Regions from separate parts of the Homo sapiens genome. Here region 2 is linked to region 1. Evidence: chromatin loops called from intact Hi-C (ENCODE). Cell type or tissue: dorsolateral prefrontal cortex. All regions are shown on one strand. Links, peaks and the distances in the headings refer to the core of each region. The heading gives the core; the rest is flanking DNA. Region 1 overlaps VPS41 (VPS41 subunit of HOPS complex). Region 2 overlaps POU6F2 (POU class 6 homeobox 2).

Region 1 (15,947 bases), core at 3,812-11,811:
GGGGCCTATTGGAGGATGGAGGATGGGAGAAGGGAGAGGATCAGAAAAAATAACTAATGGATAGTAGGCTTAATACCTGGGTGACAAAATAATCTGTACAACAAACCCCTGTGGCACGAGTTTACCTACATAACAAACCTGCACATAAACCCCTGAAATTAAAATACAAGTTAAAAAAAAAAGTCTGTGTTGCATAGGAATGGTGTTTACTAAAATATTGTTTGTAAGCAAGTGGCATTTGAGTGGGCTCTAGGAACCCTTGTGCACAGAGGTTTTCCGTCGTACCAACATTTTGTCTATACTGAACTGGTTTTAAACATGTTAAATTCAGATAAAGGAGATTGAAGCATTATAACTTGTTCAGAAAATAACCACTGAATTTAAGGAAATAATATATTTGGGAAGTTCTCTTTTTCTTCCCACATGTTTATATTCTATCTTGATGGACACAGTAGAGCTGTTGGTGGTGTTTAGAGAAGCTGCGTGTTTGAAACTTTGGCACTAAGCCTAAGCACGAAGCAAAACAAAGACACTTACCTGCTCCATATGGGTTCCTGGTCATTCATTCCTGCCTCCTTCAGGGTTCAAGACCCCATTTGCCATCAGTAGCCAGCCACCATCCTAGGTCTTCTCCACACTCACTCATATTTTTCTCACTTGCCTTCTTGACTTTTAAAATTTTGCTCATGATCTTTTCTAATCTTGAATATTTAAATCCTTTTGTAACAAGACTTTCCCATTGTTATCCCCTTTGTTTATTTTTATTGAGACAGTTTTATTTGCTGGGTTTTACTATTCTCTATTTCTCTATTTTATTACCTGGATCTTCTGCACCTTCCTGACGTAGCACAGGTCCTCCTTTGTGAAATATTTGTTTTCTTCAAGCCCCTTGGTTCTCCCCGTGGGAACACACATGGTATCTAAGCCTTGACCCTCGGCTGAAGCCCCTGCTGAATCTTGCCCACTTTCTTGTCTGCCTCAAAGCTAGCAGTGTGGTCAGTATTTAGGAAGCCTGAAGGAGCCAAGTGATTTATCAACTTGAAAGATCACAAGGTGATTAAAACAGGGCCAATGATACTCTTTTCAACTCCATCAGGGAAGAGTGAGTGACAAGTAATGATGGGCGTTAGGTGACCAGAATCGGGGACTTCATTACAGCCTGATAAGAATCTTGCCACACATGTGGGAGATTCTGGGCTCCATGTCCTTATACCACTCTGTAGAGTAGGAAAGCACTAGATAGATTTATCAGCACAAAACAGAGGAGAATAAAGTATATTGCTGAGGATGTGAGGGCTCATATTGAAATATAAGTATTGAGAGTGCTGACTGCCAGAATGTGGATTTATGGGAAATAAAGCCCTAAAATACTTTTTCCAACAAAAAAATAGACCTCTTGGAAACAGCTTTTCCTCTCTATGTACTTAGCTCCCATTGAGCTTAAATTGCTCTTAGTATTGTGATAATGACAATTCAATATTACAGGGTATGGAAGATGAACCAAATAAATTAACCAGCTGCTTTTAAGCGTAGTTTTTTTCAATGGCTTACCCCATAAAATGCTTTGTAGAACATTCGTGCTCAGTAGGTCTGTGGGCAGTTTTATGACTGGAAGGAAAAAATGGATATTATTAAATGTCAGTGAAGTACAGGCAGGTAGTTTTGAGGTAGTTAAATTAGTATAGAATGTTTGTAAGAAAAGGAGTTCATGTTTTCTTAAATCACCAAAGCAAAGCTTTCCTTGGCATTCTTGTCAGAAAATATGTTTCTGCTTGAAATTCACAGAGATTAGGATAAAAAAGCCAATGGAGAGTGGATCATTTGGCCATTCTCCCTTCTGTATGAAACTCTATGTCAAATCAAAGCAAATCCTGCATGAGAGTTTCAGAGATATAGAAATGACTCCATAATTACTAGCAGGCATTTAAGGTTTTATACTATGTAGGATAGGAAAAGTGGACTCATGAGTGAAGAATAAAGTAGGGTGGAGAGGAAAGGCAGAAATAAATGTTCGACGGGGCCAGGCAGGTAACATCAAGGAGAGAAGCAGGCCACATGCGAGAGAGCCTGGAGAAGTAGGCGCTGTGGCAATCCAGAGAGCCTTCTGCAGGCCTGCAGACACATTTCAGAAATTACCGTTCAGGCCAAACGTGTGGCCAGTTCGTGTCTCTGAAATAAAAGAGCTGCAATTACTTAAACCTAATAGAGGAAGGCTAACCTTAAAAGCAGCTTTCAAATTTTTGGCAAGTTGTGCACAAATTCTATCTGCTGGCCTTCAGCAAAGGGAAATAGACTGACATTACATGCCTGGATATGGGATCCATAGAAGTGAGCCCTTTCTAAAAGCAAGGCTGTGTTGATTGTGTGAATTAGTCATTGGGTTCTTTAAATTTTTGAGATTGGAGTAGATTCCATTGTGTTCAAAATATTTTAGGAGTATTACTAACTGTAAAGATAGGCTGAGTAACTGAAACGTTTTGGGAAATCGTGTAGCTCCTCCTGTAGCAAACGCATTGTGTGTATGGTCAGAGAAGGAAAGAATTAAGACTAGTAGACTCGGATAGCCTACTTAGTATTTAATATTTATTATGCCTATGGGTCTAGCAAAGTATAAGATATGATCCTTTTCCCCAATGCACTGGTTGGGGAAATGCAAGGTAAACACACCAATCTCAGTGAACAAGATTTAATAGTTAGTTGTGCAGTGAGAAAACCAGTGTGACCATAAAACATATACAGAACCAATAAATTGGGGGAAAATTATTTGACTTACAAAAGAATTCTCTTAAATGATGACTTTCCTTAGTATGTTTATGATGACCTACTTTATTTAGTATTTCCTTAGTATGTTTATGATGACCTACTTTATTTACAGATATTTTCTTATTTTTCATCCACAAAATATAAAGTGATAGGGACTTAGGCTATTTGAAAAACATAAGAAAATAACGTGAATCCTGTCAAAACTTGTAATATTAATTAGTTAAAATTTGTTTCATTTACAGAGGTTAATTTTTAGCCCCCCTCCATTTTTGAGCACACATCAGTTGCATAGAATGGCATGTGCCTGTCTGCATTGTAGAAATGTCATTGGGAGAAGCTTCTTTGCTCTTTTAATTGCATGTCAGAGCAGGGTCCACAAGGTTTTTGGGACTCAATCCTGAGATGGCCTGGATTCAGAATTCGTCTGTCCTTCCTTTGCCTCCTCCCCTCTGCTGGAAGTTTTTAGTTTCTTGTTTTGGGAGGTAGAGTAGGAGGCAAAAGGAGGCCAGAGTTCTGCCACCTCTGCTTCCTCCCATAGCTCGGAGCACACCAAGTATAACAGAAAGGGTCCATTGGAGTGAGCTTGCATTTTGGTAGGAACTGCAACAAGATTTAATTAACAGTTTTCTGAAGAAGTTAATGTTTTATTTGAAAAGTATATACAGTTTATGTAAATTCATTCTAATACATGTTCAATATGCCTCAAACATTACTTCTTTAAGTTCCAGTGAATTTTTATTTATTTATTTATTTATTTTGAGACAGAGTTTTGCTCTTGTTGCCCAGGCTGGAGTGCAATGGCACAATCTTGGCTCACTGCAACCTCCTCCTCCTAGGTTCAAGCGATTCTCCTGCCTCACCCCCTGGAGTAGCTGGGATTACAGGTGCCGGCCACCATGCTTGGCTAATTTTTTTGTATTTTTAGTAGAGACGGGGTTTCACCGTGTTGGCCAGGCTGGTCTCAAACTCCCGACCTCAGGTGATCCACCCACCTCGGCCTCCCAAAATGCTGGGATTACAGGCATGAGCCGCTGCACCCAATCTCCAGTGAATTTTTGATATTACTTTGTTGTTTCATTTTAACTATTCCCCTAAGTTTTCCTGATTGTAAAAATAAGAGAATGGATTTTCATTCCCATTAATGTATTAACATAAAAAATTCATATATTTAGTGCAGAATAATTATAAAATAAAAATAATATAAAATTTCAGCACGCATTTATCGAATTAGGATTACTTTGTCATGTATCTTTTAGATTTTATAATATATGTGAATACACATTCACATTTTATTTTAAGGACATTGTATTGAATACTATTTTGTCATCTGCTTTTTTATTTAATATGCCCTCATAGCTTTTTCTGTTAATGAAGATACATGCATAAAATAATAATGGATACATACTCATTGTGTGTGCTCCATCGTATTATGCTCCGTCATTCCTCAGTTGTTAGTCCATTTCTGGCTGTTATAAATAGCTCTACATGCATCTTTACTAACTTGTCTGATCATTTCTTAGCGTAAGTTTCTAGGTAGCAACTTCCTGGTGTCATTTTTTTTAAAAGCTTTGAGTCCATGATGCCAAATGATCCTCCAGAAAGACGGTGTCCAAGACCGCAGTTCAGTAGTTTGAAGATACCTCTTTCTCTGCACATACTCCACTGTACCCCCCACCCCACATACCCATGCCTGATCATATCATTTTGATTCGTCTTTATCAGTTCATTCTTTTTCCTTCATCTATCAATTCTAGAAACATTGCTGTATTGTTTTGAGTGTTGATTTTATAAAATGTTTTACTATCTGTCTGGATGAATCCATTCCTCCCCCTAAATTACTTAATTTTTTAAAAATTCCTGTTATTCTCTCATTTTTTAAAATGAATTTTTAGCATTTTTTGAATTTCTAGAAATAATCCCTTTGGATTTTTTTGGACTTGCATTAAAATTATAGGTTAATTTAATGAGACTTAAGCTCTTTAGTGAGAATTGGAGTCTTACTATCCATGAATAATGTGCCTTTCTGTTTATTGAGTTCTCCTTTCGTATCCCTCAATGAAATGTTTTTGTTTTGTTGTGTAGCGACATGTCATGTTCATTATTAACTTTTAAATCTAGATTTTCCTTTTTTTTACAACTTTGATTGTATCCCATAAAGTTTAGGTTTATAGTATTTCTCATTTTCAAAGTACTCTGGTTACCATATGAATTCCTCTTTTACCCAAAGATTGAGAATGTTTTTTGTACCATTTTTGTTTTGTATTGTTCTTTCTCTCATTCTTCGTTATTAATTTCTTAATTTTGTTGTTACATGAGAATTATGATGATAAGAATTAGATTTTACTTTTAAGTTCTTTTGTTTTTTTTGAATGTCTTGTTATTCATATGGAGTCACAAGTTGGGGATTACTCCCTGGATAATTTGTATTCTTTTAAATGCAGGATTTTTCCATAGGTGCCTGCCTTTTGTCAGAGTGCCTGCTTTCCTTCCTACCTGGGACAGCTACAGTGCTGGCTACATGCTTGGGGACCCAACCCTTTGTGTTTCAGAGTAAGACTGGCCACTCCCCTTCGTTCCTGCCCCATTACACTGAGTGTAGGGGGTGTTGTGGCATTCTAGTACCTGCCTGACTTCCCAGGCAGGCTTTTTCTGGGGGAATGAGTTAAATCATGGCCTTCACTGGAGTCTTATTATTAGCATATTTTACATAATTTTTAGCTTAAAATTTGGAGCATATTTAACTTTTTCAACACAGGTGCAGACTGTTCTCCTCTTAGTACTACATTGGTCATTTCTAGGTGGGAATTGGTGAGGGAAAGGAATTCGATGCTGTGTCCCACCCTGCTGTTCTCCCGGCCATCCTGCCAACCCTTCATTCCAGCAGGTGATTATTGAGCACTCACTGTGCTTCACCCATTTCGGACGATCACCTCCATCAGATCCAGGCCACAGATAGAAGATAGACATTTTGATCTTATCAATTCATCATGTTTAATTGTTGTGGCCAGGCGTGGTTGCTCACACCTGTAATCCCAGCACTTCGGGAGGCCAAGACCGGTGGATCACCTGAGGTCAGGAGTTCGAGACCAGTCTGGCCAACATGGTGAAACCCCGTCTCTACTAAAAGTACAAAAATTAGCCAGACATGGTGGTGCATGCCTGTAATCCCAGCTACTTGGGAGGCTGAAGCAGGAGAATCACTAGAACCCAGGAGGTGGAGGTTGCAGTGAGCTGAGATGGTGCCACTGCACTCCAGCCTGGGTAACAGAGTGAGACTCCATCTCAAAAATAAATAAATAAAAATAATTGTTTTTAGCTGCCTGTCTTTAGTGGGGCATAATCTTCTCTGTAGCAGGAACTGTATGCTCAGCCTTTCTCCCCCTTTCCTACATTTCTGGGGTCTGTTCTCTGTTTTCTGCAAATGGGAGGAAGAGGCTGAATCACAGTCTGGGGACACTCCCGAAGGCCTCTAACTGTGGGGGTAGGAAGGCATGGTAGTAGTGACTTCTGAATTGGAACCTGGGATAGGAGAGGACAGGGTGGGTTAGAAGGTCTCTGAGAATATATCTGATGGGAAGATGGGGCTAAGTATGGTCAGAAGAATCCCTGCCTCCAGTCTCCCTGTGGAAGTTGTGAAGTCACACAACTTCAAACTGTCGTAGCATTTTAAAGTAACTGTACTTTGCTTACTTGTGATGATGGACATCATATTTAATTTTAGGGATTTTATTTTGTGCTTCCTCTGCCTGTATTAGTCTATTGAGAAAGATATACAGGAAATACAAATAAAATGTGAATTTACTCTCTTTCCCCTGTTAACCTGTTTCCCCTGCCTCTTTTGGGGTGGGTAGAGGACATAAAATATACTAAGGTAGACTGAAATTGCTTGTAGTGGTAGGAATTTTAGTAATTCTGTTATGGAATCTGTTGTCAGCATTTGCTTTGAAAGGATAAACATGTGTTTCAGGATTGCATGCCTTAAGTTACATACTGTATAAATGTCTTTTCTTAAAGGATTTAAATGGAATATGTCAAGAAAAATATTTATTGTGTTCTTAATAATGTATGACTTCCTAGAATTACATCTTTATTAATCGTAGAGGTTTTTGACCAGTTATATTTTATATTAAAATTTATCCAGCAGGTTTTTTGAATGATAGAATCTTCCCGTTAAAATAAAGACCCTAGATACTATGAAATTTCTAAAGAAGCTTAATTCCAATTGTTTTTTTATTTTGTGACATGAATTACTGTTCAAAAGTCATTGTTCAATTATTTGAGTCAAATGAAAAACATAGACTGTTTCTATTACAGTTTAATCTGTGACTAATATCTTATTTTCAGTGAAAAACTTAAAAGAGGTTTTGATTTCCCAATTTACAAAATAAATTAGTTCCCGGACAATCATTTGAAGAACTTTTGCGATACAAATCTTTTGATTAACTAATGTGCATTATTTTCCATGAATCTTGGTGTTTTGGTGCCACCTTGTGGCTTGGCCTTGTAGTAACTTCAACACTCATCCATTTTAAACAACTTCCTGGGGAGAATATGATGTGCTAGGAATTCTTTCCAAGGTACAAATAACATACTACTGTAAGTCTACATTAAAGACGTCGAGAGTGACTTGTTTGTTATTTGGTCACGAGGATAGGTAAAACTAGTAAGTAAAGAACCTGATACATTATTTTCAGTTTCTAAGATTCTTTGTTTATGCTTTTTGTCCCTAGCTGCTACTGTTTGAACGGTCTTGGATGAACAGATGGAAGTCTGCTGTTCTGCATGAAGGGGAAGGGAACATAAGGAGTGTGAAGTGGAGAGGCCATCTGATTGCTTGGGCCAATAATATGGTAAAAAATATGCCTCTGTCTTCCTAATGCTTGTTCAGTGGCAGAAGAATGGCCAACTTGATAGGGCTGTAATGAAGGGAAAAGATGCCACTTGCTGTGGTGGTGATTTCTAAAGGGTGTAAGGACGATTGGTATCATACCTAGGAGGTTAAAGAAATTAGATTGCTTTTGGCTTTCATAATATAGTAATTCCCAACATATTCTGGAATCTATTTTAGAGTAAGAAACCTGAGGCATGGAGAGTAGCCAAGAAAATGAAAAGCTATCTTAATAATTGAAGGACTGCATTGGGAATGGGTCTTGAAAATATCATTTGCCTGTTGGCCAAAGGCAAGTAAGAGTTGATATGAAACAAGTGCAGAATATTGCTGATTTCTCTTTTACTCCCAGTATAATCATAGACAGAAGTATAGACCTGTCTGTAAGAAAGTGGATCGTAATTTTCAGTGCTGCATTTTAACTTAAAGTTTACTTGCTATGAATTGGGGCTAGTAGGAAGTTTTAAAAATGGTCTTTTTGACATCTGGCATATCTTTTGAAACATCAAGGTATAATTTAGTAAATCGGTTCTATTCAGTTTTAAATGGTAGAAATCTGCCTAGACTCTACCTTTTTATTCTGGACTTTTCTTACTTCTCCTGGGTCACGATGAAGGTAAAACAAAGCTGTGGTCTCTTGGTTCATTTTTAGTTAGCTGCTTGCCTGATGTTTTCATTTGAGAACTTTAAAATGTCAGATGTAGTTTTCTTTATATAGGTGGCTTTTCAGACTCAAAGCCTTTCTAAAAAACAAACTTCATTTTTCATGGTGGAACGATAAAATTAGAAATGTTACTTGTCTGTCAGTTTGGAAATGCAGCTATTGATGTTTGTACATTTCATGTTTCTGTTGGGTTTGAGTCACCCATGCCATCTAAGAAAATCTCCTTTGTCCAGAAAGAAGGGTGGAGGTTTCCTTGTGGTTTTAGTTCCCACAGGGTTTGTGTGGAGCAGGAGCATTTTCCTTGCATGCTCAGTAAACACTGCTAATATTTCTCCGTGCTGGTTATTGGTAGTATGTAGCAGGGGCTGTTAATAAGTTTTCTGTTACTTTCCTCCTGAGTAGAGGATGCTTACTGCTGTATTATTTTCCAGGGTGTGAAGATTTTTGACATCATCTCAAAGCAAAGAATCACCAATGTGCCCCGGGATGATATAAGTCTTCGCCCAGACATGTATCCCTGCAGCCTCTGCTGGAAGGACAATGTGACACTGATTATTGGCTGGGGGACTTCTGTCAAGGTGGTTTTGCTTGTCTTTATAATAAGTCCGTGTTGTTATAGATCCACTGAGGGTGGTCCAAAGGACTGTGAGTCTTGATTGGCTTCTAGGACCCAAATCTTTTCACTTGGATGTTATTGTGACGTGATTACCATTTAATGCTCAAATTATTTCCTGTGCATAAGTTTTAAGATGTATTCTTTCTTTTCCATGGCATGTAAAACTATTTGTGAACTTTTTCGTGTTGAGAATGGTGCTGTCTTTTTCAATCTTCTTTTAATTTCTCACATCCCAGCTGGCCTTAGCTATTTACAGAACATGGGGTTAGTTTTGTTGTTTAGTCAGGTTTTCTTCTCTTTATTATTCTTTTCATTTTCCCTTAGCTTTGACCCTTCACTTCTTCATTAGAGTTATTGATAGTGGAGAGAGAAGGTTAAAATTAAATCATCCTGCTGCTTGGTAATAATTTGATAGAGTAGAGACCCAGACTTATCATCAATAATAAGATTTGGGCATATTTTCTGAAGTTTAATTATCTGACCCTTATGCGCCTGGGTAAATGAAATTTAGCTGTTCTGTGAAAGGGGGCCCAAAGCTCATTCACATTTATTTTATGCCTACTAGTGCTTCTGTTATATTAGATACTTCAGAGCCAAAAGTTGTTTCCCTTTAAAAAATAGACAGCTTAATTCGAACAAAATAAACTAAAAATTAGTGGAAGTATAAAAATGGCATGAGAGAGTATCCCAGCAGTAGTCTCATGGAAGAGCTCAGGCTTTGAGGCCAGACAGACCTGGGATCAAGTCCAGCTTCTCCATTTTCCTTTGGGATCCTCTGTGAGCCTTACTGTCCTCATCTGCAAAGTGGTAGTGCTAATTGTTCTCACATCACAAGTTTTGGGGAGAAATAAATGAGCCAATGCATGTAAAGAGTTTTGCATAGAATCTGATGTAATTGCTTAATAAATGTTAGCTGTCATTATTATATAAAGTTCTAGCAATGTCATGAAGGGGACGTGGCTATTTAAAATGTACTCTTCTCTGGAAAGGGAAAGTGGAAAATTATTAATGTAATGATTGTTATTAGCAAAACAAACATTGTTACACTTCAGGCCCTCCCAGCCCTCATGTTGTTATCATTCAGGTTCTTTTTTCTTCATGTGTTACATGAACACAACCTGATTTATATTTAGGGTAACAGGAAGGAAACTGTGCCTATATCGTAGGATGGAAAAAGGGATTCCCTGGGCTCCCTGTCCCACGTGTGTGGTTACTCATCCAATAAATTTATATTCTTAGTATTTTAAAAATCCCTTAAATGGACCAGGTTGCTTGTTAGTTTTAAAGTTCTGATTTTCTTTTCTTATGGTGAAAGACAAGGAAAATTAGCCTGTAGAAATATGTAACAAGTTTACTCATTACTCCCAGAAATTCTTTCTCTGGTATGCTGAATAATGGCCCCAAGGATAGCAAGCCCTAATTCCTAGAACCTATAAATGTTTCTTTATATGACAAAAAGGTAAATATTACTTTATTTAGCAAAAGATATGATTAAGTTAAGGATCTTGAGATGGGGAATTAACCTACATTATCTGGGTGGGCCCTAAATGCAATCACGTTTATCTTTATGAGAGGGAGGCAGAGGGAGATGCTAACATGGAAGAGAGGAGGAGAAGGCAGTACCACTGTGGAGGCAGAAATTGGAGTGAGGTGGTCAGTGAATGGTGGCAGCCACCAGAAAGCTGGAGGAGACAGCAGATTGTCCCCTAGAGCCTCCAGAGGAAGTACAGCCTTGCCAACACCTTGATTTTAGCCCAGTGAACCCAATTTCAGACTTGTAGCCTGCGGAACTGTAACAGATGTTTAAAACAACATCTCTGTTGTTTTAAACCACCAAGTGTGGCAGTCTGTTATAGCAGCCATGGGAAACATATACCCTTTCTTTATGCCCAAGTTAAGATCCAGCTTCTATACAATTTTTATGTCAAATATTTCATTTTATTGGAGGTTCCTTTTCTTCAAACTCAGTTCTATATGTTGAGCACTTCTCAGTGTAGACTCTTAGTGAGTTCTGTTGAAGGAAGAGGAGATAAGGACGTGGTCTTTCTTCAGAGGGACAGCAATCTTGTTGGGGAGAAGCAACCAGAAACAGTAAAATAAAGTGTGCAATTGGACCTTACCATTTACTTCATTCATTCATTTGCCCAACAAACGTTTACCAGGTGCCTGCAGTGTGCCAGGCAGTGTTCTAGTGTTGCAGAACACAAATATACAAATGAATGAGTTCCTTCCCTTGGGAAATTTATGTTCTAGTGAGGAAGGTGGACAAAAACAAGTAAGTATAGCATGTTGAAGGTGGCAAATAAAAAGGAGAACATTTTAACAGGATAATAGGAAAAGGGATTGGGGTAGGTACCATTTAATATAGGGTGGTCCAGGGATGGCCTGTCCAATAACTAATATGTTGTTTGGTCAGAGATCTGGAGAGAAAAGTTATACAGCTCTATGGGGGCCTGGGGTAGGAGGTGTTAGCAGAAGGAGCAGGAGTGCAAAAATTCTTGAAGCAGGAGTGTGATTGGTGTGCTTTTGAGGAACAGCAAGGAAGCTGTTTGTGTCAGAGTGAGTGGAGCAGATGTGGAGGAGAGGGATGTAAGTGGGGGTCGGGGAGGGTGTGGTGGAGGAGCAGGTGATGTTGGAGCCCAGGGGCCCTTGAGAAGTCTTTGGCTTTTAATTTGACTGAGGTAGGAAGCCAGCACAGGGCTTTGAGCTGTTGTGGAGTCAGTTAAGTGATCTAACTTGTATTTTGGAAGGATCTCTGGTTGCTGTGTGGAGCTAAACGGCAAAGGGGCAGTCAAGAGGGGAGACCAATTAGGCTACCGCAGTCATCTCCATAAAAAATAATGTTGTCTCAGGTCAGTGTAATGCAGCTGGTGAGAAATGACCAGATCCTGGATATATTTTGATGGTAGACTCTGCAGTATTTGTTGACAGTTGGATGTGGGGTGTAAGATCACAGTCACCTAACATACTGGAAGGTGAAACTACCTTTTGCTGAAATGGGAAAGACTGTTGATAAAGCATGTTTAGAGTGAAAAAGGCAAGAGTTGGTTTTAGGTGTGTCTACTTGAGAGATGCCTGTTATCCACCCATGTGGAGAAGTGGAGGAAGCAGATTAGAGTTCATGGGCAAGAACCCACCTATCAGTGGTAAAGGGCTCTTACAGTCATTGATTTGTGCTTATGCAAGACATGAGCTTAAGGTAGCACTTACCTATTCACCCACCTTTACCTGCCACTTCCTACCTATGAGACAGGTGCTGGGTGAGCCCAGACCACAGAGCTGAGGAGTGCAGTAGAGCCATGCCCAGCTACCAGTAGTGCAATGCATCCTTGTTCTCAAGCTGTGGCATGACCAGCGAGATACCAGTCAGGCCTTGGTGTGAATTCCAGCTCTGGCCAGGCAGTCTGGCATCACTCACAGAGCCTCAGTGTCCTCATCTCTGGATTAAACATAATAACATTGTCTTTCAGGGGTGTCTGAGTGTTGGAAGACTGTCAGCCCTCAAGTTCTGTCAATGTCTCTCAAATCTCTGCACTTCATCTTCCTGTCAAGTCTTTTTGGTGCTGGTTTTACCCCCCCTAAACCTATCCTAAACAGTATAGCTAGAATAATCTAAGTGCAGGTCAGATGAGGTCAGTCCCCTCCTTGCCCATAGGATAACTGATCATAAACATGACTTCCAAGGTTCTTTGTGATCTGCCTCTCCGTTACTCTCCAGCCTCAACTCTGTCCCCTTCTTCCCCCATGCCCTTCATTTCTGTCCGATTGAGCTTCCAGTTGAAGGCCCTATGCTGTCATATCACCGTGTTCTCCTGTGTTGTCTCTCCTGCTTCAACTTACATGTCACTTCTTCCAGGAAGTCTTCCTGCCCTAGCAGGAGATGCCCCTGCTCTGTACTTCCCTGTCACACTTCAGTAAAGTGCCTTATTTTTGTGTCTCCCCCACTGCACCATAATCTTAAGAAAATAATGATATCTATTTCACAAAGGCCTTAACTCAGGAGCACTGCCAGTAACTGCCCAAAAAAGTGTTCACTAATATTGCCGATACATTTGCTTTTTTATTATACTTCAAACCATTTGAAAGACTGTTCCTCATGTACTTATATCAGCACATTAAAACAGTTGTCCATTTGGCATTGTGGAATGTGCCATTAGATGATTTAGTAGTTTCCCTAGTAAGTGTGGGAAGAAGAGTGGATAACTTATAAGCTCAAAAGTCTACCAGAAGGGAAGAAAATTGGAGAAGTGGACAGGCAGTTATATGAAACGGACAAGAGACAAATGGCAAAAAGCAATCAAGGAAGAAGACAGCCGGTCACTTCTATGTGGAGGCTTCTACCTCTGCAGCCATGGGTTCAAGCCCCGCCTGAGGGAAAGTGGGCACTCTGCATTCACTGAGTCGCTGCAGTGTTGCTGGGCAGCAACTCAGTATACTACGTATATTAAAAAACAAAACCTTACAAAAGTTTATGTACCCATTGGTATCAATTCTACTTCTAGGAATTTATCCTAAGTAAACAAAAGTCCTAAAGTTTTATATATAAGTATGTTGATTGCACTATTGCTTACAATAGATATAAAAACAAAAAAATATGCCCCCAAAGGGGGTTGATTAAGTATAGTACATTCATGTAATAAAAGGCAATCATCCCTCAGTGCCTGTGGGGAATTGGTTCCAGGACCCCTGTGGATCCTGGGCTCCTCTGATGCTTATATAAATGATGTAACATTTGCATATATAAAATGATGCGGTATTTGCATATAACCTATGCACATCCTCCTGTATACTTTAAATCATCTGTAGATTACTTATAACACCTGATACAATGCCTACACATCACTGCATTTGCATAGACTTAATGAAGTAGTTGGTGTACAGCAAGGTCAAGTTTTGCTTTTTGGAATTTTGTAGAATTTTTTTTTTTCCTGAATATTTCTGATCCTTGTTTGGTTAAATCCATGAATGTAGAATTCATGGATGCAAAACCCATGGATATGGAGGGCTCACTGTATTATAACAACTTTACAGAATTATGTTGTAGAAGAATCTTTAAATAACATATTGAATTACTTGTATTAAATTGTTAGGTTAATAAAAGTAGCTTTCATAAAAAAGATTATTAATGGTGTTCTCTTTGTGCTGGAACAATGACTAATGCTTGTTTTCCCCTTTGAGTTTTTCTATATTTTAGAATTTTCCATACCATAGTTACAGTTAATGGTAGCAGCTATAAAAGAACACTATGTAAAAGAAAAAGGAAAAATCCCTGATCACTGACAGAAGTTGTACTTGGATTAGTACTTGACTTCAGGTTCAGTCTCACCAGGAAAGCTGAACTTATGTGAATCAGGCTTTATTGAGGAATAAAGTTGGTGAATATAAATAGTGATTGCTATATGTCATTTACATTAATTTCTGTCATTTAAGTCATAGGGTAGATTGTACTCCATCTGCAGTGCTACAAGGTTAATTTAACAAAGATACCATATACTGAATAAAATGTTATGAAGAATTTTCCATCAAATGAATAAAATAACCTGCGAACTTATTTTCCAGGTGTGCTCAGTGAAGGAACGGCATGCCAGTGAAATGAGGGATTTGCCAAGTCGATATGTTGAAATAGGTATGGCTCCAACACTTGCCTTCTGTGGATGTAAAACTTCATTCAAAATTTTCGTCTTCATTAATCTCACCCAGACTGCCATAGTCTTTTGCCTGGATCCCTGCAGCAGCCTCCTAACTGGTTTATCTTCTTCCACTGTGAATTACTGTCATCTGCTGTCCCCACTGCTGTCAAAATACAGATCAGATCTTGTCATCATCCTTCAGTTCCTCCACATCGTTCTCAGAGTGCAGATGGAACTCCTCAGTGGATCACGGGGATCTGTGTTGGCCCCTACCCACCTCTCCAGCTGTAGCTTATGCCAAGCTTCTCCTTGGTCTCTGTGCTGCAGCCACACTGACCTTTTACCTGTCCATGCCTCTCTTTCCCCTTGTCTAGCACAGTATTTGGCTAGAGTGTTGCTTTCCAGGGAAAGCACTGGGAAAGCCACTGGACCTCCCTGACTGAGTCAGGTCTTCCCATTTTAGGCACTACAGCACTGCAGGCCTCCTCCCCTTTCTAGCACTTGTCACGGGTTCCAGTGATCCTGTGATTATTTGATACATTTCTGTCTTTTCTACCTGACTGTCACCTCCTTTTGAGCACACACAGGGTCTGTTTTTGCTCACCATTTGTATCTTGAGGACCTGGCACAATACTTGCACATAGAAGGTGCTTAATATTGAGTTGAATGAATCAGTGACTCTGGGAAACAGCTGTTCAGGAGAAGTATGCCCTGGATGATGTACCATGACTTTTATAATTTAGTTTGAAAAAATTAATCTGAGAAAAAAAATTGCCATATTATGAGTCAGCTGAAAAGTTCATTTGCCCATTTGCTTGGTGGATGGGTAATATCAATTTGATGGGTTATTCTGCCAAGGTGAAGTTGAAATAAATTATTTGCACATGATTGTATTTCTGTAAATAGAAAGACATACATTACCCACATGACTAATGTGGTTATAACATTTAAATCTGGGCTATTTTGTACTTGAAGTCAGAAGTTGGTGGTAGAGTTTTAATCTTTTTTTTTAACTTTAGGAGTATAACTACATAGTTCAGATTGCTTAGTGTATGGACAGTAGGTATATGAAGAATGTAGCAGTGCTGAGAAAAACTGAGGACCAAGATAAGAGACAAGATTTATGACTAGACTATATAGATAATTGTTTCAATATCTTTTTCTTCTTTCCTTGCCTACTAGAAAATAAAAAGAAAAACAAAAGCCTCTCAACATCTCAATGCAATGTCCTGAGAGATTAGTATTTGGATATTTTTAATTGCCAGAGAGGTATAAAAATGTAGCAATTGTCATCTTCTTTCCTTAGCTGATACTTATTGATCATGTACTAGGTGGAGGGCATTGTGCTGCTTACATAAACTGCAGTAACTCACTTTATCCTCACAG
Region 2 (15,947 bases), core at 3,885-11,884, 670 kb before region 1:
CATTCTTTGAATGTAAAGTGGAGAGGCTTACTTTAAGTAAGAGATCATCATGCCAGCCAGTATGAGCCTGCCAGTACCTAGGGGTGCATGTTTCCATGACTGAAATCCACTTTTCTTCACTCATACCTCTTGATTGGTTAGCAAAGCCTGTGTGGAAATGATCTCGGGCCTTGTGTCTCCCCCACAGACAACCAGGGGCTATTGTGTTTTCTTCCAGGATTAGCTGCATGGTGGGTCAAGTTAAGATTCTGGGTAAATAATGACTGAGTTTTGGCAACCCAAACAGCTGTGGCATTTCACAGAAATGGGATTTCAAGATATGTGAGTTCTATTTTTGGTTTTCTAATTTACCCTCTGTCTCTGAAGTTCAAGACAAACAATTAAAGCAGCCCATGAATGTTAAAAGAGCAATATAAAGAAAAACAGCTGAATTATAATAATTTATAATGAAAATATCTTGTTTCTTTGTATATTCTGATTTTTCTATAATAAAAATAGATTACTTATACAATAAAAGATTTCAACAATAACAAAAACTGGAAGGTAAAAGAAGCAAAACTGTTTCCCAAATGATCTCTTTTCCTTCATCTGTAGTCACAGATGTGGCCCAAGTGGTGACCAGATCCATGGATCAAAAATCCATTGTCTGAGGTCCAGTGATCCACTTCAATGATGCATTAGTTCAGGAGTTTAGTCAGTCTAAATGTAGGTAAGTCTTAGTGAATCTTCCTTTATGAGAACATTTATTAGTAGCATAAGTATATCTAAGCAGGCCTCAAATCTCAGAAAATAGTGCAGGATTTGAAAATGAGGACAGTAATACCTACATATGGTAGGTATCCAGGAAATGCCAGCCTCTTTTCTGCTTCTTTTATCTAGCATATTAATAAGAGCATCTGCAAAGGAGTTCAATATTATAGTTCACCATGAGTGTTATTATTGCATATGAGTTTCTTGCTCTTTGACTGAAGTTCGTTGTTTGGAACTACTTCAGTTCTGGATCTTTTTTGTTATATTGGCTCTCCTACCATTGCATATGTGCAAATAGTCAAACACCCTGGAAACGTCCCCTCTTTTAGAGGTGATGCCCCAGTGACCTCAGTAACAAAGCCCATTAACCCATACAGATCCTTTTACACAGATCCCAGACTTCAGTGATATAGAAAAGGCAATGGGAAGAGTGTGATTTCTTCCCGAATGACCATCTCAGGTCTGGCAAATGGTCAGGAGCACAACTAAACCTCTTTTTTTTTTTTTTTTTTTTTGAGACAGAGTCTTGCTCTGTCGCCCAGGCTGGAGTTCAGTGGCGCGATCTTGGCTCACTGCAACCTCTACCTCCTGGGGTTCAAGCGATTCCCCTGCCTCAGCCTCCCAAGTAGCTGGGATTACGGGAGCCTGCCACCACACCTGGCTAATTTTTGTATTTTTAGTAGAGACGGGGTTTCACTGTTTTGGCCAGGCTGGTCTCGAACTCCTGACCTCAGGTGATCCACCTGCCTTGGCCTCCCAAAGTGCTGAGATTACAGGCATGAGCTACCATTCCCAGCCAACTAAAACTCTTAAAAGTGACGTAAGAGTATCAAAGAAAGTTCTGGAATGGACCTTCCAGCCCAGGTCCCAGGCCAGCTTCCTATTTCCACATGCATCGCATGGTCTTTACTTGCTAGTGGGATTAGTGACTAGGGCCCACTGATTTTCTCTTTCACTTTCAACTGGTTTTAACTCATTTACCTTTGGAATCATTGGAATTGTTTTCTTATGTGGAGACCCTAAATCTCAGTGATAATAAAAGAATACAATGTATATAGACATTTCTAATTTCCCTTTATGTGTCCTTTACTATTTCTGCCAAGCAGTAAGCATTCAGACTAAGTTCACCCAAATCACAGTGGACTTGCTAATTAGATAACTGGTAATTATCCACAGCAGTAAGCCTTTCCTGAACTGCTACCATATATCAGATACTGTAGTTTTCACTGACACTTCAAAGACATGGCTGTATCAGAGTTTACTGTGTTTCAATGTATCCTCACCTTGGTGAATATTCTAGTTCCTAGTGTATTGAAGAACCAGCTCTATCTATGAACTCTGGGATCTTGGTGAAGACTATTAACTTTTATGATTCTTAGTTCTCATGTATAAAACAGGAATCACCACACTTCTTTGGGTTTATGTTAGGAGCGAATAAAATAATGTATACGAGAGAGCTTTGAAAAGGATACAAATATGACTGTTACTCTTATTAGACAAGGAAGATCTGTCACATGCAAATGACAACTAGTTAAAAGAACTTATTGCCAACTACACTTACCCGTAAGCCAAGTCCACAGGCCACTCAGAGATCAATGGCAGTCATTTTTTAATATTTCAGAGGTGGCTAATAAACATGCAAACTTGATAAATGTTCTGATGAAGGAAGCACAATGCCCGGCACATAACTATTTGTGGAATTGAACATAATTGAGGCTTAAAGAATGAATAGAAATTAGATAGGTCAACAATACTGTGGATGGACATTCCAAGCAGAGGGTATTGCATCAAAAGTACTTTGGGCATTGGAGAAATTTTAGGAAGTTTGGTGTGGCAAGGACATAACTCTATGAACTGGGAATTGATGAGAGATCAGGCTAAAGAAGTAGGCAAGGACCAGGTTGCAAAAGGTATTGTGTTCTGTGCTGGAGTCTGTTTCTCTTTCTGAAGGTAACGTAGGAAAGGTTTTAAACAAAAGAGAAATTTATTTATACTGGCCTTTTGACTACTCTGGGGTAAACATATGATGGATGTAGAGGCTAGGAGGAGCATATCATGGTGATCCAGGTGAGAGGCAGGTGGGTCTGAACTAAGTAGTGGAAGTGGGTGATGGAGAGTGGGAGACAGATTCAAAAGGAATTCATGAGGCAGAATTGCCAGAACTTTAGTGACTTAGGGTGTGTGTGTGTGTGTGTGTGTGTGTGTGTGTGTGTGTGTGTATAAAGGGGTTGGGATGACTTCTAGACTTCTGCTTTGGGTGGCTGATGGATAGAGCCATTAACAAGGATAAAGCAAATAGGAGAAAGGCCCTGAAGAGGATAAGTGATGTTAATAATTGTTTTAAGAAAACAGGGAAATATTTCACATGTTTTAGAAAGGTTTTCATGCAGTGCACTGAAGTTCTCCTTAGGTGTCATCTTCTTCCCTTGACCATGGCTTTCCTCAATGTCTGGTAGGTAAGACAAATGGGTGCATTTGGTTGGACTCCTTTCGAAGTGCAGAACAATGGATGAGGAGCTCAGACTTGTCTTTGTTACGTGTTAGTTTTATCTACATGTTGCTTCTGAACTCTTTCCAAGCATAGATTCTTTATTAAACTCATCACCCATTGTCCTGCTACACTGAATATATTGTGTGCATATGGTTGGTTTAGTAGAAAATTGTTATCGGAACAGCTTTTGGAATCATTTAAAAGATACTTGTGATTGTATTCTAAGCTTAGGCTGTTCCTACCCATCCATTTTCAGTTTTGAAGTCAGCCTCAGAATTGCTTCCTATCATTTTAGTTTTGAAATTTATTTTTGAAATATTATACTATAAGAAACATGGAATTATTTTACTTTTTGGAGAAATATCACTGGTTTTTGCACAATGAATATGAGTTTACTGAAGGCAAAGATTCTTTTTGTTTATTTCTGAGTCCTCAGCACACAGGATTTTCTGACACATTAAATGCTTAGCAGATATTTGTGGAATATGGAATGATTAAATGTAAATGATGTCTGTCCTTTTTAAAGAAGACATTTTAGAGTTTCCTAGGTCAAACATATTTCATAATAGGCATAATCATAGGCAGGACCTTTGCCAATAATATTTGTAGAATATTAAATATGGAAAGAAAGCCATTGAAAATGACTTTATTTTTTGTTTTTTCCCCACCCTTCAAGGCAGAAGTATCAGCATTTTTTTTTCTTTTGCCCCTTTTAAAGTCAGGCTTGGAGCTCCCTGGCCCCTTCATGGCTCATTTATAATGCATGGTCATTTGGATTTTTGGTTTTGTTGCTCACTCCAAAGCACTTCTTATCAATCACAGTATGAAGTTGATACACAGATTTCCATGTAGCATAAAAAATGTTTGCTAAAGGTCACTGAAAGTATGGCGATTATGACTCTAAATTTTTTTTACTGGTATTTTAGCAAGATGATCCTATTTTCTGAATTAGTGAATTATATAACAACATTCACTCTCCCCTCCTACCCACACTAAACTTCAAGCAGGAACATATGCCAAATGTCCAATTTTCCAGAACATGCCATTACAGACATTACTTAGACTAGCAGATCACTCTTCACCAACAGAACTCTCTACGACACCTGGCACACAGCTGGGTGTTAGTCGTAGAATGTGGTGGCTCTGGGTTTTGTCTGCTCATTACCATGGCTCTATTTTTTTGTCTTCCGGTTCTTATGTGTACTCCTCTTTCAATCCTTGTGGTCCCACAGGGTCGTCAGAGTGAGGCCCCACCCTCCCCCCACAGACAGGAATGAGCCTGTGACCATGAATTTATGTGCATCACCCCGCAGCACCAGTGCTTAGTTTAGAGAAGGGCGCAATGATTCAAAGCCTTAGAGTCAATGGTTAGAGAATCCATCTGAGAAGGAAGCCAAGCAGGACAGGCTGATGACATCTTTGAAACCACTGAATCCAGCTGTGCTTCAGGTCCACAACGGAACTTCCCATTAAGTCAAACAACACAGTACCTTTATGTGTAGGCAAGTTTCAGTTGAATTCCTATAACTTGCAACCAAAAGAGTCCCAATGAATACAATATGTCATTTGAAAAGTTAAAATAATCATGATATTAACCAATCTGTCTTGAACCCCTTCCTTTCCTTAACATTTGGGGTTTTAATGTACAGTTTTTAAAATGCTGACAACTTAAATGACATATCTGAGTGTGAGACACACTTAGCCTAGAAGCTCATGTCAAACAATTATTTATTTTTTATGGTACAAATTAAAAGTGACAGATCTGAAGCTGTTAAGAAATACACAAAGTGCAGCTTTACTGACCATACAGATATTGCTCTAGATTAAGTACAGTTTTTTTTTTTTTTAAATATTAAGCAACCTGTGCAGATAAAATCAGCTTTGGTTTCAATGTCAGAGCAAGTAAGGAGCTTTTAAATATTCAGTTTGGCTTCTTGGTCACAAGTCTATCATGTCAACTTCTTGTCATGATGATTTTTCCAAAGCAACCCAGTCCTGTTTCCTGCCCTCCCTCCTGCTGCCTGCTCCGGGCACGGAGAAGCAGATCTCTTTGTGGTGCCTCATAAGTGACCCCGGTGACCAGTCTAGATCACAGCACATAGGACAAAAAAAAAAAAAAATCACTTTCTTAACAACAAATAAACAAATGTGCCTCACATAATTTCAAGTTGAAGACAAGCAAATCACATGACAAAAAGCTCATTACAAAATGTTATCCAAACAGATTTTACAGTCAAACATTGAAATGAAAATCAATTTCCTTTATCTCAATTTTTTTTTAAGCTTGGTCATTAACTGGGTACAAGTAGAGTGCTGAGGTAAAACATTGATGAACAGTTTGTATTTCTTTTTTTTTTCTTAAAATAGGAACAGTTTAGTATTGCGAGATTGTCAGCAACATTTAGCCATATCTATACAATGTGCATATACCTACAAATATTGAGCTTTGGTCCAGCGTAGAGAAACGAGCAAAGGCATTTTACGATTTCTTTTTGGTTATAGCTTGAGTTCTTTGATACACCTCTACTTGTTTTGTTTTGTTTTTTTCCTAGCTCCTTTTGCTTTTTTGTTCTCTCTTTTGTGTTGTATGTGTATGTGTGTGTGCATCTGTGTGATGACAACATAAAGAAGCCAAAACCTTGCAAATGCAATTAAAAGTTTCAATTGTTCAAAATATTTTCTTGGTTGAAAAAGAAAGAAAATCTATAAACAAGTGTAAAATGTAATATCCACTGTCATTTTTTCATGAAGTAATGAAAATGCAGATAACAATAATTAAAAATTATGTGAGAAAAATACTGAAGCTTGAAATACAATCACATATGCCCAAAGTGGCTTTTATTTTTTGTGGGTGGCAACCTTAACCTTCAGTTCATGGAAACATAAAAGACACTTAAACGCCATTGGCATATGAAGTTGTTTACAAGTAGACATGAGAAATGTCATCATAAAATTAAGCATTAGGTGTGGTCCCAAAGACTTATGAGTTACACAGTATAATTTATATTCCTAAGAATCGGTTCAGGCACCTTTTTATGCCTTGTAGCAAAAAATTTATCTGTAAAAAATTAATATAAGAAGCATTACAACACCTTATAAATAATTTATAAAACAATACAAAATTATAAAACTATAAAAAAATCACTGCACATGAATGGTGTTACGACTGTCGGATGAATATATTTCTTTTTTGTTCCACTCTGGAAGATTACTTTTATTTTATATTTTCCCTGTCCTAGTTAGACCCTCCCAATTATAGATCTCAGAACTGAGCAGGCCTTATGTAACCGCTGCCGGCATATATTTAAATATTTAGCATCCATCATATGTTATCTTGTTAACTTCTCTTCGCAGGGAGCTTTTCTTGATGGAATTTGGAGCAGGTCCTAGGAGAATCCAAAATCTGTTTTAATCAATAAAGTTTTGGGTTTCTGGGTTGTCCATGTTTGTGCAGTTTTTGAGGTGGCGAAAGGGGCTCTGTGATGTTGGCATTGAAGATCAAGTTAGCTGTGGTCCAGTTAGCATTGACTGGTAAAATGGAAACACCTTTACGAGTGACTTGTTCCACTTCCAGGATTCCTTTTAGAGTTTCCTTGCTGGTAGTCTCTTGATTGCTGCATGAATCATTGGAGGGGACAATTATACTGTAGCATTTACACAAACAGCAAAGGAGCCAACAGAAGAAACTCAAACTCCCCAGGGAGAGGGAGTGTATTAGGGGAAGGAGATGGCATTTCTAATCAGTTGGGCAACTTGAGATTGGGTTTCTCTTTTTTCTTTCACAACTTACTTCTAGATAATACATTAGCATGATTATAAATTATGCATAAATATGTACATTTCAACAGCAAGCAAATTGACAGCTCTCTTTTGCCTGCTCCTTTAATGGAACACCGTCTGCCTGTACCTGGGTGAAAACACCAGTGGCAGCTGCCAAGTGCTCACCTGCACAGCCGTCCTCACATCCCAACATGTCCTTGCTTATTAGGTTATTGTGGCCCACAGATCTTTTAAGTTATTTTTTTTAAAGGAAATAATCCTCTAGTTCTCATATTGCAGGCTATTCTGATTGTTAGATAAGCCCCTTCTATATTTTTTTCTTTTGGTGAAAGCTTCTTCAAACTTCCTTTCCCCTGAAGAACCTGGCCCCCAATTCCAGTTGTTTAAATTTGCCCGCCACCTTTCTGCTCCATTTATATATCCCGAAGAGTAATTATTCCCCCTGAAAAAAGTCTGCCATCGCTATTGGAATGAAAGAAGTAGCAGAAAAGATGAGATTAACAGGATACACGATGGCCTTTAATGATCCAGTTGCTATCACTTTCTTTTTAGCCTGTTTCTTTGTGTGTGTGTTTATGGGTGTGTGCATGTCATGTGTGTATTTGACTGAAATCTTGAGACATTTCTTTGGCTATCAGACTTCTGAGAGAAATTGCTTTGCACAGAAGCATAACATAGATGTAAGTATTGAACCAAATGTGCAGCTTATGTTTATATTACAAAATTAGTTTTGGTCAGCTCTCCATGTACGTGGCCAACAGACTGAGAAAAATCCCAAGCTCTGGTGTGGACAGTGAGCACAATTACAGCTTATGCCAGTGTTGACAGTTCATCGAGCAAAGCCCTAGTTATTTTGGAGTCTCTCCTGCATTTCACTAGGATCTGAGTGGAAAAGACACTGCTTCTCCCCACTTCTGTGGCCTTCCAGCAGACCCCAGGAGCCACGCGCGAGGGAGATGGAGAAATGGAGGAAAAGAGAGAAATGCGAGCTCCATTTTCTTTTCTCAAACCCACAAGTCATAGTGAGAAAAAAGCAACAAATGCTTTGGCACACGATCCAGGATGCCCTCCCGTCAAAAAGAAAGACAAAGAAAAAAGACCACCCTCCCTACCACCCCCACAAAAAAACCCAATAGTGAGCCTCACAGAATGGCTTCAACAATGGTACCCACCCCATGGGTGGAGACAGTAGATGGGAAAGATGGGAGAAATCAGGCTTCCTATTGTTCTGTTAGTACAAATGTAAAAATTCGTAACACAACTTTACGTGCGGAGAAGCGTAGACGAACGATCGCGTTGCAATGCCATGTTTCTGACTTTGGTTAATAGGTTTCATAGTGAATCAGCACTTAGTACCTGAAGGGGTGCAGTCCTTCCTCCAGGTGGCAGGCTTGTATTCGCTTTGAACAGATCAAAGTTTTTGTTCCTTCGTTGTTGGTTTTTGGTTTAGTTTTTTTTTTTCTTTTTCCTTAAAATGTGTTCACATTTTCATAATATACAGAAAAAAGTACGTGGTTATTTGGTTTGCTTTAAGTCCATTAAAAAACTGGCTTTGGGGGAGACAGGTGGGGGAAGGGAACTATCCTACCACACACACCTTCAGTGTGGTGTATTCCTTGTTTAAAAATTTTCTAAAAATTTTCTTCTTTCCTTTTTGGAAAACCAACGGACATGTAGAAACCATTCTGTCCACTTGGTAGTTTTCTTAGTCATTTACTTACAAGGGTGATGACGACTGGGGCTATTTTTAAATTAAATTAAATTTTGTTGTTGTTGTTGTTGTGGAGTCCCAAGGGTGGAGTTTAGTTTCTGTGAATTTTGCTTCTGATTATGGGTGGGCATCTCTTTAGGAGTTTTCTTCCAGAGAGTCTGTTAAGGGCTCCAAAGGGACTGCCGTGGCCGGCTCGTGCTGTTTTAAGCGTTTAATTGTGTTCTTCAGGGCTTGCCTCTTATTGCAGAACCAAACTCTAACTACTTCTCGGTCATAGTTCAGCTTCTCAGCAATTTCGGTCATTTCCTGCCCAGAAGGGTGTGTGTTCTTCTCAAAGTGGGCATTGAGGATCTCAAGGGCCTGGGGTGTGAAGGAGGTGCGCCGCTTGCGCTTTTTGGATGGTTCACTCCCGATAAACTCGGTCAGGTTCTGCATACCTGCTCGATGGCGGGCCTCAGCCTCAGCCATCCACCGCTCAAGCACCGGCTTGATCTTCTGGGCACTTTTAGGGGTGATGTCCAGCTTTTCAAACCTGGCAGGATACAAAAGGCCAGGGTTCAGTTTGGCTGTCAGACTGCTAGCTATAGTGTTCTCTTGGGCTTCCTGTGGTAGGAAAAAGTGGCTTCTCAGGATGGTGTGTCTGGGGGGGAAAATTGAGAAAGAACAGTCTTACACTGAGTCCTCTGCCAGGGTGGGCCTCCTGCCTGCCTGCCTGACTGCCTGGCAGGGCGAATTTACTGCAGGTTAATAGCCAGCTGCAAGGTAGCCAGCCCTGCCCAAGCCAGCGCCCACCCTCCCAGCGTGCTCCATGCCAGACCATGCAAACCACACAGGTGCACAGACAGGGGTGATGAGAAGCAGAGACAGCAGGATGCATGAGCTATCATAACATATCATAGGCATGCAAACAACTCACAGGCCTTTTCCCTATAAACTCTGAGATCTAAGCATTTATTTGAATAGTACCAGCTCCATTTCTCAGTCCTCAGACTCATGAAGGCAAAAATTAACGCTAAGAAGTGACATCAAAGATGACAGTTGTCACATTCTTTCATTTAAAATGATTCTTTACGTGTTTTACATTTGGTTTTCTTTAAATTACCCCCATTGACTTGGTTATAAAAATGTTATTGCTATTATCATAGTCACTGATGGCCATTGGGACTTTTATATGGCTCTCTTTTTATCTCTCTTTTGTGTCTCATTTTGACTTCTCTCTCTTTTTCTCTCCCTGGGAACAAACAATTTTCACCGTATGTAAGTTAACAACATGCCCTTTTTCCAGGTAAAACATTACCCATTGCTACTTTCCTGTTCTGGCTCAAACAGCTGGACACATTGTAATTACTATAAAACACCCCACCTCTGGGTGTACTAAGGCCACCTCCTGCCTTCCAAACACCAGCCGGTGTAATGGTGTACTTTTGCACCAGGGCACCAAGCTGTGTTTAATGTGTGATATCTGCAAACTGTACTTGAATGATATCATTTTCTGTAAATGAGGTCTTCTATATATCAACTGCCATCAGCAATTCTTTGCTACATTGACTTTAAAAAATATGAAGCGTCTTGGACAAAATTATATAGAGTGTTTTAAGAAGTCGCCCTGGTACCAAACTCACACTCACTCTCAATGAAGTACAAAAAAAGTAGGAATTCCTTTTATTCGTTTGTTTGTTTATTCTAAATCCAAATTCACAACTCTCCAGTATGACAGCTTTGGATACACAGAATTCTCCTCTCCCTTTTACAGTGTCCCATGCTGTTGAAAAACTTCTGACTACAGAGTGTATTTTATTTCAATGGTCTGTTCTCATAGAGCTAAACTGAGCCCATGTTACTCAGAATATGTTTTGTAAGGATGCTTGCAAAAGGACAGAAAAGGATAGGCTTTCTTTATGTGCCACAATCTTATTTTTGGCAGCACATTTTAGATCTCTTATAATGTGATAAGCAGCACAAACAGAACCAAATTTTAATGCAATTTCCATAGCATTCCCTTCCATGTAGAACTCAAGGGTTATTTGTTTATTTTTGAAAAACCCAGCTTCCAGTACTGGTCAAGGACGGAAGGAGTACATTTACTTTCAATACAGAGTGAACTGATCATTTAATGTTATTTAATGAACTTGTCCTTTATGGCAAGCTCCTCAAAAGCTCTCATTGTTGTGCTAATTTGCCACATACCACATTTTGCCATCGTTTGCCATAAAATCCCCAAAGCTTAAATATTTGATAGCGTCACAACAGGCTTTACAGTGTCAAGGCACGAGGGGACAGAGGTTGTGATAGGGCTGATCAGTGTATTGGTAATGCTTTTTTCTCTGTGCCTCTGATAAGGAGGGATTTAAAGCAGCTCCTAGGAGTCACTGCAGCTCATGAGGGACAAGCGATGCCTGAGTGTGCAGCCTCCAAAGCAGGTTCCTCACCACCCTTTGAATTCACTTAAATTGTTCCAATATAAGATCTCGGTCTTTCTTTCTTTTCTTGGTAGATAGCTCCTAAAACGATCTCACTGAAATACTGGAAGCTAGAGAAAGGCCCAAAAGTCAAGGCATCAGACATGTTCTATTATACTAGAAATTCCCAAAGTCTCCACATTTCAGCCACAGCTTTTTTGACCTCTCTCTGGGGGTAGACTTTAGAAATCAACATACTTTATTGGGAATGCCCAAGAAGTGCTAAGTGTATGAGTTAAACATTAGCCAGCACTTGTATCAATAAAAGAAAATCACGTTTTAGGACTAAAAATAAGCAAAACAGGAATTTAGCACCAATAGAAAATTGGCAACAACTTAAAAACCTGTGGCTGCCTTTATCCCAAGGCTGTCAAGATGAAACAAAATTAATGTTTCCCAACAGGGAGCAATGGTATTCATATCATGGATGCTGTTTGTTAGTGTTGACACTTCTGTACATGTTGTTTGGAATAACATATACAAGCCTTGAAACAAATTTCCCAGCAGTAGTATCCTTGTATAGACTGAATAAAGGTTATTTTCTACAGGGAGGTATCTTATAAGAAAAAACAGTAGGGGAGGCCATAGAAGTGAGAGGATCCTATGGTGCTTTTTGTATTTAACAACAATCAATGGGTTTTATGGGAAATCATTGAGCAAAATGTGAGCTGCAAGCTACTACCCCATACTGATGTTATTTATAACCTTAGTCTTAAACTGCAGGAAAAGTACACTTCCGTCCTTTGGGGAATACATTAAAAGTATAAAGAGCAGATAAAAAGACAGCATTTCATGGATCACCAAGAACAAAATCCACTTAAATGAGTTTAGAGTTGGTTTCTTGGCTTTTCCTGTTGGAGGAGGACTCATAAGGTATTGCCCAAGAGGAAAAAGCTCTTACCGAAGTGCCTTTGTTACCTCATGCATAAACATGGGATTAGTGCAACACACACATGCATGCACGGGGCCTGCTTCTGACCACTTAACCCGGATCAACTTGAACACAACCAAGGCTGGATTCTGTTATTCATTTATTTAATTTGGGGGAGATGAGCAAGGTTAGGCCAGATTCTCACTACCCTTTTCTGAGCCATTTAAAGCAGCCACCGCTTCTTTTCTTTTATTTTTTATTTCTTATAAATGTGCTTTTAAAGCTGTGTCTGGGAAGGCAAGTTAAAACCTTCAAGGTCACAAGATAGTTAATTTTTTTTTAAAATGTGTGTTTTCTTGGAAAATCCTGATAGCCATCTCTGGGCAGAAATAGCAAAGGCGTTAACACAAATTAGGAATGGCAGCTTTACAACATTTGCTCAGAATACCTACGTGCAGACAAAGTCGGTGGCTCTCAGCTGCATAGGAGTGTGGGCCCAGGAGGAAGGCCCCTGACCCTGGGGTAGTGTATTTCCAATGAGACTGCCTTGGAAGTTCTTTGTGAGTTGACAGGAGTTATCAAGCCAGGACCCCCAAATTTGCTTCAGCAGCGTCGTTTGCATCAAGATCACCAATCCCAACATATAGCTGCCCCCAAACTTTGTTCCCACTCTCTGCCCCTCCAGCTTTGCCCACCCGACGAAGAAAAGCTGAACCGCGAGGACAAATGAGGCCCAGGGCGGCTAGAAGAGGTGACAGCATGCAGGCGCGCGTTACCTGCAGATGGCCGACTGGCTGTACGCGGGGCCCTCTGTAGCACTGAGAGCCTGTCCCACCTGAGTCTGGGTCAGGCCAAGGGACAGGCGCCGGATTTTAAAAGCTTTGGCAAATTCTCGGATCTCCTCCAGATTAACCCCATCCACCTCACCCGCTGCCGTTTGAGGATCTGTGGAGATGTTTTTAAAAATAGGATCAATACGTCAACACACAGCCGAGCAATATCTGTTTATTACGGTTTATAAGAAAGTGGCTCTCTTTAACAGCAGAGCAGTGAGGAAACCAACCTCAGAGAATGTTCGCTTTGTCTCCCAGGTGAGACACCCAACACTCCATCCGCAACTCATTACACCTCCACAAATCATCCTTCGAGATGTTTCTGTCCCAGATAAAACCACAGCTTGTTCACACTGCCACTTCCCCAATGCCAGAGCATGTTCCTTAGGGCTTAACAAATAACAGCCAGCACTGGGAGGCACTTGCTATGGGAATGCGACTCCATTTTGCCCATAAGTATGTTCAAATATTGTGCAAAAATATAAAAAGGGAAAGGTTTCCATTTGAAATGTTTTAATTAGCATATTTAGTGCTAAAAATTGCTCTTGAAGACAATAGTATTTTGTATTTTTCCTTCAACTGATCGCCAAAGCAGTCAGGCTAACAGCTAGGCTAACAGATGATAATGTTGCCTAATTTCTTACATTCACATTAGTCCCTCAGAAGAGCATGCTTATGAAACTGCGAGAATGATATTGTCTTTTTCCCCCCATAGCAGTTTACTGACACAGACGCCTTTGTCCCCTGAAAGGGCACATAATAAAAAATGCCTACCACAGGAAAGCTCCTTTGGTGCCTGATAACGCGGTCAATTTAGGACTTATCAAGGGAAATGACACAACAGCTGGAGAATGAAACTTTTCCCCCCCTGGCTACTGATCCCTGGATAAATGAAAGCGTACACCAAGCTGGAGACAGCATGGGTTGGGGATGGTGGAAGATTTCAAAGTGCTACTCAATCCTGCCTGTAGCAAAGCCATTCTCCCTGTGAGCTGACTCTATTGTTCTTCACCTCATTCCTCGGACTTAGGTGAAAAGTTTTTCTCTTCCTTTTTCTGCGCAATAGCCCATCAATTTCAGTAAATTTGAGTACTTGTCCAAGGACTGTGGCAGACTATATTACTCTTCTGGGCTGAGAACTATGGAAACTCTAGTTGTCGTGAAACAAAACAAAACAAAACAAAACAAAACAAAACAAAACAAAACCCACAAAACCAGAACATTTGCACGCCAAATGCCCATTTTCAAGGACTTTTAAATAAAGATGTTAATATCTGTGGGGAGCTTGGAGCTTCATGTACAGATTTTCTCATTACTGGGGAGGGATCTTCTCCAGCCTGAGGAAAATGGACTCTGTCAACAGAATCAGCAAAACAGGTATAGATTGTCTTTTATCTTCACATTAAAACAACAACGACAAAAGTCCTGTAGAATGTCATTACTCATAATTTTGTTGTAGAAAGATTGGAAAGTGGTACAACTACTGCAATCAGTCTAATTATTTTTGAAAAGTAACTTCTGGGAGTCTGGAATGGAGGGAGGGGCAGTTCCAGCCTCAGAAACAGTTCCAGCCTCTATGGAGTTTACAGTCTATAGGGGGTTGGCATCCAATGCTAATGCATTAGAAACAATTAGAGAAAAGTGTCAGGCAGAGTATAATCAAGAACTAATGGTATGACATCCACACCGGGTGTGCAGAGACAGGAGAGTGGAGAGGAGGGAGGATTCATCTAGGTCTTCCCAATGGGCAGTTTTCAGAGAATGAAGGAGCCATATAGTCTGGTCAGTGGTGACAGCGTGCACACAGGCAGAAATGCAGGGAGGAGCAGGGCACCGTAGGGACCTGTCAGGTTGGTAGGGTGAAGCAGGAGTTCGTGCTAGGAGTAGTGAATATTTCAGTGTAGCACACTGAGAATCTATGAGCTCGGGCGGGGCAGGGGTGGGCAGTGACTATAAAATTGGTTTGACTGTTAAGATGAATGGAAGTCCTGTTTTTTTCTCCCAAAACTACTCCCAGAAGGCAGGCAACCCTTGGCTAATGAGATTTGTTCGGGCCGTCCCTAGTGGAGGCTGTGCTCTGGATTCCAAACCCCACGAGCACATCAGCCTGGAGCTGCTTCCGGGCTCGCTAAGGATTGTGGGAGCTCACTTCGGCAGTCGCAGTCTCGAGCCCTTTTTTCCTTTCCCCGTGAAAGAAATCCCTAGAGCAAAAGTTGCAAATGAGCAGTGTGCAAATAAAACCCAGCTTTCCTAGTGTTTACATAAAAAAAAAAGCACTTGCTAACATGTAAACATTTATTTCTAAAGGAAAATCTTCATTTCCCAAACTCTTCTGAATGTTAGAAGATTTGGCTGCTCCGGATGTACATTTGCACTTGGTAATGTCCAGTGGGCTGGAACTGATTCTGGCTGCTCCTTCAGCTCCTCCTCATGTTCACACCACCCAGCCTCCAACCTGCTCCCTGCTCAGCCCGTTTTGTGACCCTGCGTTTAAAGCATGCGTTTCCAGTGAGGCTGATATTGGTTCTGAGGGGGAGGCAGGAAAAGTCTTAGTACAATGGTGTGGTCCCCCAAAGGGCCATAGTACATCAACAGGGCAGATGTGCAACATATCTGTGGTATTAAAATGTTATGGGGGGGCGGGGTGGGGAGGAAGGAGGGCAATTAAGATAAAAACAAAACACCTAAAAATGCTGCTTGCAGGGGGAGTGGGGTGATAATAAAATAATAGCTGAGAAACTCTGGTTTAGAGCAGAGAGTACAGAATGGTACAGTGAGAGAGGGGTCTGGCCTCTCTGAGAGAGGGAAGAAGGGTTTGGCAGTCTTGCAAGGGTGTGAGCATGGAGGTTTGAAACTGAAAAGATGGAAAGCTGGAGACGTTCCATGTAACAATATCACTTTTAGGACTGTGATTTTCTTAATTTGGCAGGTATAAGAGTCACTGCTTTGGGCCCAGGGATGTGCATTTTTAACAAGTAACACAAGCGATTCTGATGCAGGGGATCTGCTGACAACTACAGAAAGAAATCTTTCTTTGTGGCCCTGGCTTGAC

What was found. Hi-C counts contacts between places; a loop is a spot of excess contacts. Peaks named below come from ENCODE experiments on the same cell type or tissue, not always from the same donor. Only the 100,000 strongest peaks of a DNase experiment are listed, where the experiment ranks them.
Region 2: a loop joins it to region 1, with 2.8 times the contacts of the local background. A loop is called at or near these places in 69 of 110 quality-filtered maps.

Annotation. Positions count from the first base shown.
Region 1 is chr7:38,788,411-38,804,357 of GRCh38, reverse strand. It overlaps VPS41 (VPS41 subunit of HOPS complex), which reads left to right. Exons shown (of 29, transcript NM_014396.4): 8 at 7,494-7,613; 9 at 8,747-8,893; 10 at 14,491-14,557. Among named protein-coding and RNA genes, the nearest start is that of VPS41, 110 kb to the left of the region's middle. In dorsolateral prefrontal cortex, for the core only: CTCF peaks have their summits at 7,047 and 7,257 (motif pointing left); a DNase peak (open chromatin) is centred at 7,247; H3K27ac peaks cover 442 bases.
Region 2 is chr7:39,457,607-39,473,553 of GRCh38, reverse strand. It overlaps POU6F2 (POU class 6 homeobox 2), which reads right to left. Exons shown (of 10, transcript NM_001370959.1): 9 at 12,839-13,007; 10 at 4,953-9,372. The coding sequence ends at 8,868. All of the region lies in intron 2 of LOC105375238 (a long non-coding RNA gene), which reads left to right. Among named protein-coding and RNA genes, the nearest start is that of POU6F2-AS1, 59 kb to the right of the region's middle. RefSeq lists enhancers at 8,051-8,552, 10,572-11,073. In dorsolateral prefrontal cortex, for the core only: CTCF peaks have their summits at 8,216 and 8,417 (motif pointing right); a DNase peak (open chromatin) is centred at 8,373; H3K4me3 peaks cover 506 bases; H3K27ac peaks cover 619 bases.